Linked DNA regions of Homo sapiens: region 2 is linked to region 1. A link is a loop called in an ENCODE intact Hi-C map of the cell type or tissue named here. Cell type or tissue: A673. All regions are shown on one strand. Links, peaks and the distances in the headings refer to the core of each region. The heading gives the core; the rest is flanking DNA. Region 1 overlaps LINC01923 (long intergenic non-protein coding RNA 1923). Region 2 holds the start of LINC01877 (long intergenic non-protein coding RNA 1877).

Evidence for each region. Hi-C counts contacts between places; a loop is a spot of excess contacts. Peaks named below come from ENCODE experiments on the same cell type or tissue, not always from the same donor. Only the 100,000 strongest peaks of a DNase experiment are listed, where the experiment ranks them.
Region 2: a loop joins it to region 1, with 3 times the contacts of the local background. A loop is called at or near these places in 15 of 110 quality-filtered maps.

What each region holds. Positions count from the first base shown.
Region 1 is chr2:198,307,129-198,312,517 of GRCh38, forward strand. The region is part of intron 2 of LINC01923 (long intergenic non-protein coding RNA 1923); the gene reads right to left. Among named protein-coding and RNA genes, the nearest start is that of LINC01923, 65 kb to the right of the region's middle. RefSeq lists a silencer at 2,577-2,871. In A673, for the core only: a CTCF peak has its summit at 2,738 (motif pointing right); a DNase peak (open chromatin) is centred at 2,743.
Region 2 is chr2:199,604,416-199,609,804 of GRCh38, forward strand. It overlaps LINC01877 (long intergenic non-protein coding RNA 1877), which reads left to right and starts at 3,653. Exons shown (of 7, transcript NR_110270.1): 1 at 3,653-3,712. In A673, for the core only: CTCF peaks have their summits at 2,141 (motif pointing left) and 2,340; no DNase peak of the experiment used is centred there.

The DNA.
Region 1 (5,389 bases), core at 224-5,223:
GCACTGGGCCATGTGCTTGGTAGGCAAAGATGAATCAACTAGGGGCTGATTATTATCACAGGATGCAATGCAAAGCAGCCTCCTGGAAGAGGCAGTGGTGAATTCTGCTGTGAGGGGTTGGCTGGGAAGGCTTTCAGACGCAGCAATGCTTGTACTGGATTTGCATGAGAAGGAGAAGAGAAGACAAGAGGAGACCATTCCAAGAAGCGGTAGCCACTTCTGTAAAGGCGTGTAGTAGTACACAATGGGGGTGTGGTTGAGGAAATACAAGTAATTATGTTTTAAAAGAATGACAGTGACAAAGGGGAGGCATAGTGACAGCCACCCAAAGGTTTAAGGGAGTGATGTGATTTGATTCCTCTGGCGAGAAGGTGGTGGTTGCACTGGGGAGAAGGGTGTGGGGAGGACTGGAATAAGGCTGACCAGAGAGGACACTGTCATAGGCAAAGGAGGTCACAGGCTAGAGAGTGACAGTAGAGAGGGGAGGAGGGGCAGATTCAGTGTAATGAGGGGTGCATGACCCACCTGGTACCTTGCAGTGAGGTTAGGGTGAGGCAAGCTCCTGCGGAATTAGAAAATCTCAGGCCATAGTTTCATTCAGGCCTGGAGAAGGTTGTAACATCTTAATCCTCAACTAATTCCCGCTTTGCCAGAACGCTATAACCTATTTATAAAAGTACCCTTGTCAAGGATACTTTTGACCTTGTTCTATGAGAAATACACACATGCATCCATATATATGCATACAGAGTATGTGTAAGATATATATATAAATATAAATATATATAATATTTATAAAACATATGGATTACGTATGCCAGGGTTCTCCAGAGAAACAAAGCCAAAAGGATGTGTGTGTGAGTGTGTGTGTTGTGTATGTGTGTGGAGAGAAAGAGAGTGTGTGTAAGAAATATTTATTATAAGGAATTGGCTCATGCCGTTATGAATATTGGCATTTTCAAAATCTGCTGTAGAATTCAGGCCTTCAACTGATTAAATAAGACTCGGCCACATTATGGAGGTTAATCTGCTTCATTCAAAGTTTATTTAAAAAAAAAAACCTTTGCAGCTACATTTAGACTAATGTTTGACCAAACAAATGGGCACTGTGGCCTAACCAGGTTGATACAAAATCACAGACACTTTGCTTTACCTTCTTCCCATGTTCCCCCACAAAAAGGTGAATTCTGGCTTTGTGTTTGTAATTTTGTACTTATCTGCAACTTTAGACTAATTCTCAGAGTCTGAAAGAATAAAGATGTTTTCTAAGAATAAAAGCATTATTTGTATATTTGCTTCTAACCCTATATTAAATATCTAAACTGCATTAATTCATTAAATGCATCTTTTTACTCATACCCTTTTCTTTAAGTATTTCTTATGTGCTATCCCATTAACAATGGATACAGTAAGAATTATCCCTGTTTTGCTGGTGATGATCTGTCCAAGGTCCCTGGCTGGTGCACACTTTGCTGTCAAACGTTCTTGTTCTACCTCACAGCAGCTTTTGCTGATTCCAGCGTAAAGTTGCTTCTGTTTGTTCTCAACAGTTGTCCATCTCGCTGATGACTTATGAGGTATTTATTTTGCCTTGCATCTTTTGGAAACTTCTGAAATAGTCCTTATTTGTCAGTTTGCCAGTCCCTTGCCTACGGAGTAAATTTTAATGAATTTACTTGGGGAATTTAATGATGCCTTTATTTTTAAATTTTTTAATTTTTCTTGAGACACAGGGTCTCACTCTGTTGCCCAGGTTGGAGTGCAGTGGCACAATCATGACTCACTGCAGCCTTGACCTGGGCTCAAGCCATCCTCCCACCTTAGCCTCCCAAAGTGCTGTATTACAGGCATGAGCCACCACGCCTGGCCCTAATTATGCCTTCAGGAGAAATAAAGCCCATGCCCCAGATGAACATGGTTATTTATCTGAATACAGTATAAATGTAAATTGGGTGGTTAGATTTTGATGAATGGTATTTGAACTAAATGTTAGTAATGAGAAATAGGGATAGGCCCAGATGATTTGTGATATAGATGCCAATTCATATTTTATGATATCTATACAAAACAAGGAAATAACCAAGGTGGATGCCTTATTAGATCAGAATTGGGGAAATTAACTTTAACACGCAATGTGACCTTTGTACTGTAATCACCAATGTACTAAGCTAATCTGCATGAAGTCATGTTTTGGGAATTTGCTTATATTTATTCATCTTTTTGGTGGAAATAGCAATGATGGTATTAACAATTGGTATCTCAAACAAAACTGTACAGATATAGTCATGGCAGAGAACATGCTTTATGGTTTGATTTGTAAAAATGTTTTACATAATATTTTTCAGTGGAAATCTGAGTTAAAAATTAATTTTTAAAGGATACCTAAGGGACCTACATTTTAGAACTAAAATGCTGAAGGATCAACAAATAAATATGAATACCTATTAACTATAAAAGCAAGAGAAAAAACTTTTCTCTATAATAATCTACAGAAAAAAGCTCAAATATTCAGGAAGTCAAATGGGTATAGAAATGTTTACTTAAAATTTGAAACCTTATAATATATATTTTAACCAAATAGTATTTTTACAATTGGTATAATTTATGTAGACAAAGGAGAGATTGATTTCTATCGAGTGCTCGCTTGCATTTTTGAGGGATTGAATTAGAGATGCCGTGGGGTGAATGGCTCGCAAATTCCACGAAAAAAACCTATCCCAAAATGGACACAAGAGGGCGCCAAAGATGCAGTAGCTGATGGAGATTTAATGGACGAATACTCTGGCACTTACAAATGAAGCCATGTTTATTTTATTCTGGGTAATATATTATGCACCTGCTTGTTTTATTTTTTAGACTGATTCGTGTCAAATGACTTTCCAGAAATATGACATGTGTACTGGATCCAGGCAGAACTAATCTTTCAATGTAGAAGTAGTACTATTTTGTACAAACTATATTCCATGATATAATGAAGTTTTACTTTATTGTACTCACTCTAAAGAGAATTAAGAGAATGTAACAAGATGGCACATACTTTTTCAAGCATTTTGTCTCTGTAACTCACTAGGAAACAGTTTTTGATTATGGGATATTTACCACACACACACACACACACACACACACACACATACCCATACATACAAATTCCTTTGTTACAGGAAAAGAGTAGTGAGTTTTTGTCTAGAGGATTCAGGGACTAATTTAGGGCTGAGACTTCCAGAAAAAAGAGGACACAAAATGATAACTGAAGGAACTAGAGTTTGCCGTGCATGAGGAAGAACTAAGTCATTTTGGTCCTATAAATGTTTGGCTTATATGTTATTTTGCTAGGGCTGCTATAAAGAAATACTTTTGTCATCACAAAATAAGCCAAAATGGGTGGCTTAAACAATGCTATTTAAATAAATAGCATTTATCTTCCCACAGTTCTGGAGGCCAGAAGTGCAAGATCAAGGTGTCAGCAAGATTGGTTTCTCTTGAGGCCGCTCTCCGTGGCTTGTAGATGCCCATCTTCTTATGATACCCTCACGTGGTCTTTTCTCAGTGCGCACGGAATCCTGGCATGTCTTCACATGTCCAAATTTCCTCCTCTTATGAGGACACCAGGGAGATTGAATAAGGGCCTACCCTAAAGGCCTTATTTTAACTTAAACACTTCTTTAAAGGCTCTAACTCAGTGGTCTCCAACCTTTTTGGCACCAGGGACTGGTTCTGTGGCAGAAAATTTTTCCACAAATGGGTGGGGTGGGAGGGGATGGTTTGGGGATGATTCAAGCATATTACATTTATTGTGCACTTTATTTCTATTATTACATTGTAATATATAAAGAAATAATTATACAACTCACCATAACATAGAATCAGTGGGAGCCCTGAGCTTGTTTTCCTGCAAGTAGATGGTCCCATCTGGGGGGTGATGGGAGACAGTGACAGATCATCAGTCATTAGATTCTCAAAAGGAGCACACAACCTGGATCCCTCACATGCGCAGTTCACAATAGGGTTGGCACTCCTCTGAGAATCTAATGCTGCTGCTGATCTGACAGGAGGAGGAGCTCAGGCGGTAATGCAAACAATGGGGAGCCGCTGTAAATACAGATGACACTTTGCTAGCTGCTCACCTCCTGTTGTGCAGCTCGGTTCCTAACTGGCCACACACTGGTACTGGTCTGTGGTAGGGAGGGGTGGGAAGTGGTTTAGGGACCCCTGCTTTATCTCCACATATGGTCTTATTCTTAGATAATGAAGGTTAGCGCTTCAACAGATACATTTTGGGGAGACACAGTCCAATCCATAACATCTTGGTTCCTTGCTTGTGTAAGTTTAGAATGGTGGAGGGCAATGGGCTCTCTCTCTTTCTGAGTTTACTGACCAGCTTTCAGTGAAACAAGCTCTGTGCCCTGCACACATCAGGTACTCAATATACATTTGTTGAGTGGGTGAATTTCTGCCTGGAAAAGTGACACATTTTACTTTGCTTAGCCTTGCCTGATATCTTCAGCTGCCTGACAGGTAATAATTAACTGTTGAAAGAAAGGCATAAATACTTCCTTTTAAACATTGACATTATGTCCATCTGGTGAAAGAAAAGGATAGAAGCAAATAAAGAGAGTTCAGGAAATGCTAAAATTTCTTTGAAATAATTTCATTGAAAATTAACAAGTTGATTATTGTGAAAACAGATTCCAATTTACACATAATGGCCAATCATCTAGTTTTCCTGGCCTCTGATGAAACCCTTCCTACCTAGAGTGATCTGCTTTTTACCCCACCATAATGGTTATGGAGGGCTTCTTAGGTTAATTTGCCTTTCAGACTTCAACCGCTTAAAGATAATACATTTAACTCAATTATAAGCTGTCGCCCTGTTCACAGTGCAATTTCTTCTGCCCTGGCATCCCTGCCCCAACACTTCTGCTGCTGTGCCCACCCCTCACTTAGGCTGCAATAACTGAGTTCTTTGCAATCGGACAACTTGTACGGGGTCTGCAAAACTCTAGCACAGAGGCCGGCAGGGGCAGTTAAAAATCAGAGTCTCCCATTTTCAGAATTGCTCTATTTCAGGATGAATTTCTGGCCACAAGAAGACAAAGTGAGGTCTCCTGGGTTGACCAGCTGAAAGTGGGTCAGAAGGCTGGGCTCATGGGAGAGCTTCCACCTACACTGCCTTACAGGGGCCACTGGACACCAGGCACACGCTCACTTGTCTAGGCTCCAAGGGCCCGGCTTAAGGGACAGGAAGAAGTGAGGGACCCTAAACTTTGTCTTCACTTGCTATAATGTTCCCTCCCTTGAAGCATGTTTCTGTTTTTCCAAACAACTGGTTAATTATTGATTGATTTTCTAAATCTCACCCTCTTTAATTGGGAGCTGTGGGCTAAAATAT
Region 2 (5,389 bases), core at 257-5,256, 1.3 Mb after region 1:
AAAACAAAATGGAATTTGACATTAAAAAAAAAAAAACTCAGTAGTCCTGTTTTCAAAGTGTAAATGTGATGAATTTTAAAGCAAAGCAAACTTTAATACATTCAAATAAACACTAAATTGTAACACCTCTGAAAGCATTAATCACTCCCCTTGGTGTGTCAAGAACTTGGTGTAATTAGAGACCTCCTCTGACTCCCCTCAAACTCCTCACTCTCACCCATCCCCACCCACCCCTCCTCACCCTCTAGACGCCAAGTGCATTGCCTGCCTCAGTGCAACTGACAAATACATGCATTGAACCAAAATTCCTGCAAACTCAGCTGACAAGAAGACTGTGAAAATATAAATCTCTATTTTACATATTTTTATTGGTAGTAATAATAGAAACAATGTTTATATTTTTAAAAAATCCAAACCCATGGGATAAAAGTAACAAGTCTACAGCTACCCAATGAAACACACACACACACACTTGAAACTTCTGTGTTCTAAAAATGTAACAGATTCAAATCAGACTTATGACACCAAGTTCCATGGAACAAACTAGTCCCCACAGTAAAATTAGAAAACCTGAACAAGAAAATCAACATTAAAGACATAATCATAAATGTTTACTTTAGGAAGGACAATGAAGTAATCATACAAATAAGAGATTTTAAAAATGGAAAAGTCCTTAATGGAAGTTTCATTTACTTTATTTAAATCCAAGTGAATTTCATTTTAATTCATTTCAATTATTTATTAGTTTATTACATTATGGGAAACTGAGGCACAGGGAATTCAGCAACTTGCTGGAAGCCCATAGCTGGCTGGTTAATTAATGGCAGGTCAAAGATTAGAATTTAATTGTACATCTGTGAATTCTGCCTTTGCTGCCTTTCTCCAGCAGCACTGATTAGAATAGTAATCATTTATGACAATTTTATAGGATGGAAATCGAGGCAAATACAGGTAAAAATCACTAAGCAAATTGATAGCAGAAGGAGTGAGAGGAGTCTGAAGGGCTAAACTGTTCCACAAAAAACAATATTTCTTATTTTTAGAAGTGATTTTCTTAAACCATTTAAATTCTCAGAACATTATGGGTAGACCGAAAATATGCAGATAAACATATTAAAATATTTTAAAACTATTTCCTCCTTTACTTACTTTCCAAGACCTGCACTCAGATCTGTGCTTCCCTTGAAAGAATTCCAGAGCTTTCTCTTCCAGTCTGTAGGACTAGGCCTCCAACAGGGCCCTGGGATTACAAATTGAAGACTCAACAGAGAGCATAAGAATCCAGGATCTGAAGGCGCTCAGTGGAACACCTTGACGCTCAACTTAAAGTCTTCGAGATTTGGCCTCAGAAAGAAAAAGAAGCAAGTCCAGATGCCTTCAGGACCATACTTTCTCCAAAAACACGCTAAGTTTATTAATTTTCAGGGCTGTTAATTTGACACTTGCTTTCTTAGAGTTTACCTAAAAATAGAGTGTGGGGGGAGGGGCAGGAAGAGGGGCAGGAAGACAAAACCGAAAACTAAAATGTTAAGGATTTTGACTCGGATGGCAAAAATCATGTCATTTATAACATTTCAGTCAACGGTCTTACTGCATGCCACATCTTCATAGAAATCCTATTATCAAAGCCACCAGACACTATATTTGCTTCCTAATTATAGACCCTGAGCTAACAGTTGCTTTTTCTTCCCTATAATAACAACAACACTTTGTATTTATCTAGCGCCTTTCTTCCAACAAGCTCAAAATGCTTTGCAGACATTAACTCATGAATCCCGGCTTCTGGTGAATGGGATCGGTGGTGCCTTTTAGTCTCTATGTTTTGTAGTTGGAGAAAACAAGCAACTGAGCAAGCAGCCAAAGACACAGAGAGGAACATGTTGAGGAGTTCAGCTCTAGGGCCTTGGAGTTGATAACAAAATGCTTCCTCTGTGTTTGCTTCTACTTAGCCTCCTCTGGACTTAAACAAAGGAGAATTCTTGGGTCTGATGAAGGTTCCATTTTGGACATTTTTCTCTCTACCTTTGCTTCCTCATCAGGATTTGCAAACATCTTTGCACAGTTGTTTAACTACTAATTCTAATCCTGAGCTTAGCCATAAGGATTTTAATCACATCCATGATCCTTTCCCCACAAGCACCCCCTTGTGGGTGCTTAGGGCGCCAAAACAATGAAACAAAAGACAGGCCTTCACCAAGGAGGTTAGGGGTTGCCTTTTAGACAAATTTAGTTGGTGGCTTGGGATTTTTATACCTTACACTGTTATTGAAAGTTTCCAAATGGATTTTCTCGGTGGTCTCCTTTAAAATTAAACTAAAAATAAAATATAGGACTGTAAAATCTTGGCGTTAGAAAAATCTTGGAGGCCGTCTAGAATTCCTTCTCCGATACTGCTGACATACCATCATTCAGCTGTTGCCTGAACATTTCCAGTTCTCAAGAAATTCAAACAATAGCCCATGTATTTGTTTAATAACTCTCATTGATAGAAATGTCTTCATTATATAAAACTGAAGTCATCTGCCTTTCTAATGCCATTTCATTCATGCTAGTTCTGCCCTCAGAAGAACTCAGCTAATATCAAACACTTCCACAGTCACTTTGCAAAAATTTAAGGAAACTAATATTCCCTTTAAGTTTTCTCTTCTCTAAGGTAAATACTCTCAGTTTTTAATGGTTCTTCACATGAATATTTTCCAGAACCTCCCTCCTCCTACATGCCATTCTCTGATTGAGCTTCAGCTGTCAGTGTCCCTGAAACCTAGTTTTGTTCTGGCCAGCACAAATGATTGTGGAACCATATTCTCCATTATCTCGTCCTTTGTTTAGAAATGTAACTTAGGGTTTCATAAAATTTTGCTAGCCAGAACACACTTCTGGCCACTATTCAGTTGTAATACAACAAAACCCCTGGGTATTTTTCATCCTAACTGAGTGTAAGGTAGGTGCTATGGTTTGATTATTTCCAACCAAAACTCATGTTGAAACTTAATCCCCGATGTGGCAATATTGAGAGGTGGGACCTTTAAGTGATTGGATCATGAGGGCTCTGTGCTCATGAATGGATTAATCCATTCATGGGTTGATGGATTAATGGGTTAATGGATTAATGGTTTATCATGGAAGTAGGGTTGCTGGCTTTCTAAGAAAGGAAGAGACCTGAGCAAGCATCTTAGCACACTCGGCCCCCTTGCCATGTGATACACCTCAGGACTCTGTACAGAGCCCCCGCTAGCAAGAAGGTTTTCACCAGATGGGCCCCCTCAACCTTGGATTTCCCAGCCTCCAGAACTGTAAGAAATACATTTTGTTTCTTATAAATTACTCAGTTTCAGCTGTTCCATTACAAGCAATTAAAAAGACTAAGACAGCAGGCCTCCTTCATTTTATTCTTGCACAGTTAAGTTTTGAATCATTGGTCCCCATTAAAATAGTTTCATTAGTTTCAGATATAGCATATTGAAATCTTTCTAAATTTGTATTTTCTATTAATTTTATTTTGCCATGATACCCTCTGCATATTTGAATCCTGAATAATTTGAAAAGCCTTTTTCCGTGTTTTCAGTTGTTCACTAATTTACAAAAGATCCACTATGTATCTGGTGTTTTTCTAGGAAAGAGGAATACAAAAATGAATAAGATCTTTGTCTTCAAAGCATTCGCCATCTAGAGAGACACAGAGATGAGGAGCCCAAGAGATGAAACTGGAGAGGTAGGTGGGATCAGCTGGTTTGACTGCCGTTACTTACCCCATTAAGGAGATTAAACTAGGGGACTTTCAAGCAAGGGGAATAACCTGATCAGCTGTTTATGTTAGCAGAACATCTCCAGCAGCAGCTGGGATGATGAAGCATCTTCTCTTGGCAAAGAAGAACACCAAAATCAGAGAGGCCAGTTAGGAGGCTACTGCAATATTTCAGGTAAGAGTTAATAAGGACTGAAGTACAGCAAGGACAATAGGAGTGAAGAGGAGACAGAATTCAGAATTTTTCAGAGGTGGAATAAGTAAGACTATATGACCAATTAAATATAAAGAGCGAATAAGTATGAGCTGAGAGGAGTGAAAAAAAACAAACAAAAATTATATAAAGAGTAAGGAAGAGAACAGGGTACTCTGGGGATTTCATCTTCGATAAATGGTGTTAGTCATAGAGGGTAGAAAACTTGAGAGAAAAGAAATTACTCTAAGGAAGGACATCTGGAATTGAAAGCTATTAGTTTGCAATTTTCTCGAATATTTCTCAGTAGACAGAATCATAAGAAAATGGAAGGTTGAATTATTCCAAAGGGGAAATATTTCTAGATTGAGAGCAACAGAAAAACTGAGGCGTATGCTGGAGTGTGTGTGAATGCCACCCCAGTCACTAGATGCAGCTGAGGAGGCTGGTACATTGTGGGAGCAATGAAGGGCTGAAGCATTGGAAATAGGAAAGCAGGTTTGGTGGGAATTCAGGAATGGAAAAGGCCAGAGCATAGGAGATTGTGCTAGCCACCTAGATCAATGAAGAAAATGTTGAATTGAAGCTCCCAACAGCACATTCTCAAGAACATCTTTTCCAGGTTAACCTCAATTTATTAATTGACACCAGTTCTGATTACACTTCACAATCATCAGGGTAACATTTCCTCATCTTGTCCACAAGATAACCAATCATGTGAGCCTTTATCAAACACCTTACTCATAACTACTCATTATGTCAAGAATATTCTACTCAATAACCTGATTTATTTTTTTTTAATTTTACTTAATCTTATTTTATTTGAAGTTCCAGGGTACATGGGCAGGATGTGCAGGTTTGTTACATAGGTAAACATGTCCCATGGTGGTTTGCTGCACCTATCAACCCATCACCTAGGTATTAAGCCCCACATGGATTAGCTATTTATCCTGATGCTCTCCCTCCCCCAAACCCCACCCCCAGTAACCCAATTTAAAAGTGAAAGGTTCTTTGTGATCCTATGTTAGTACCTAGTAATTACTGCATTTTTTTCTTTTCTTTTCTTTCTTTCTTCTTCTTCTTCTTTTTTTTTTTTTTTTTTTTTTTTTTTTTTTTTTTTTTGAGGCAAAGTCTCACTCTGTTACCCAGGCTGCTGGAGTGCAGTGGTGTGATTTCAGATCACTGCTGCCCCCACCTTTTGGATTCAAGCAATTATCCTGCCTCAGCCTCCCAAGCAGCTGGGACTACAGGTACACCATCACGACCAGCTAATTTTTTTGTTTGTTTAGTAGAGATTTCACCATGTTGGCCAGGCTGGTCTTGAATTCCTCAAGTGATCTGCCTGCCTCGGGCCTCTCAAAGTGCTGGGATTACAGGCATGAACCATTGTGCCTGGCCTCACTGCACTTTTTTCTAGTATTTGTCTCTTTGATTATCCATTCTTGAAACTA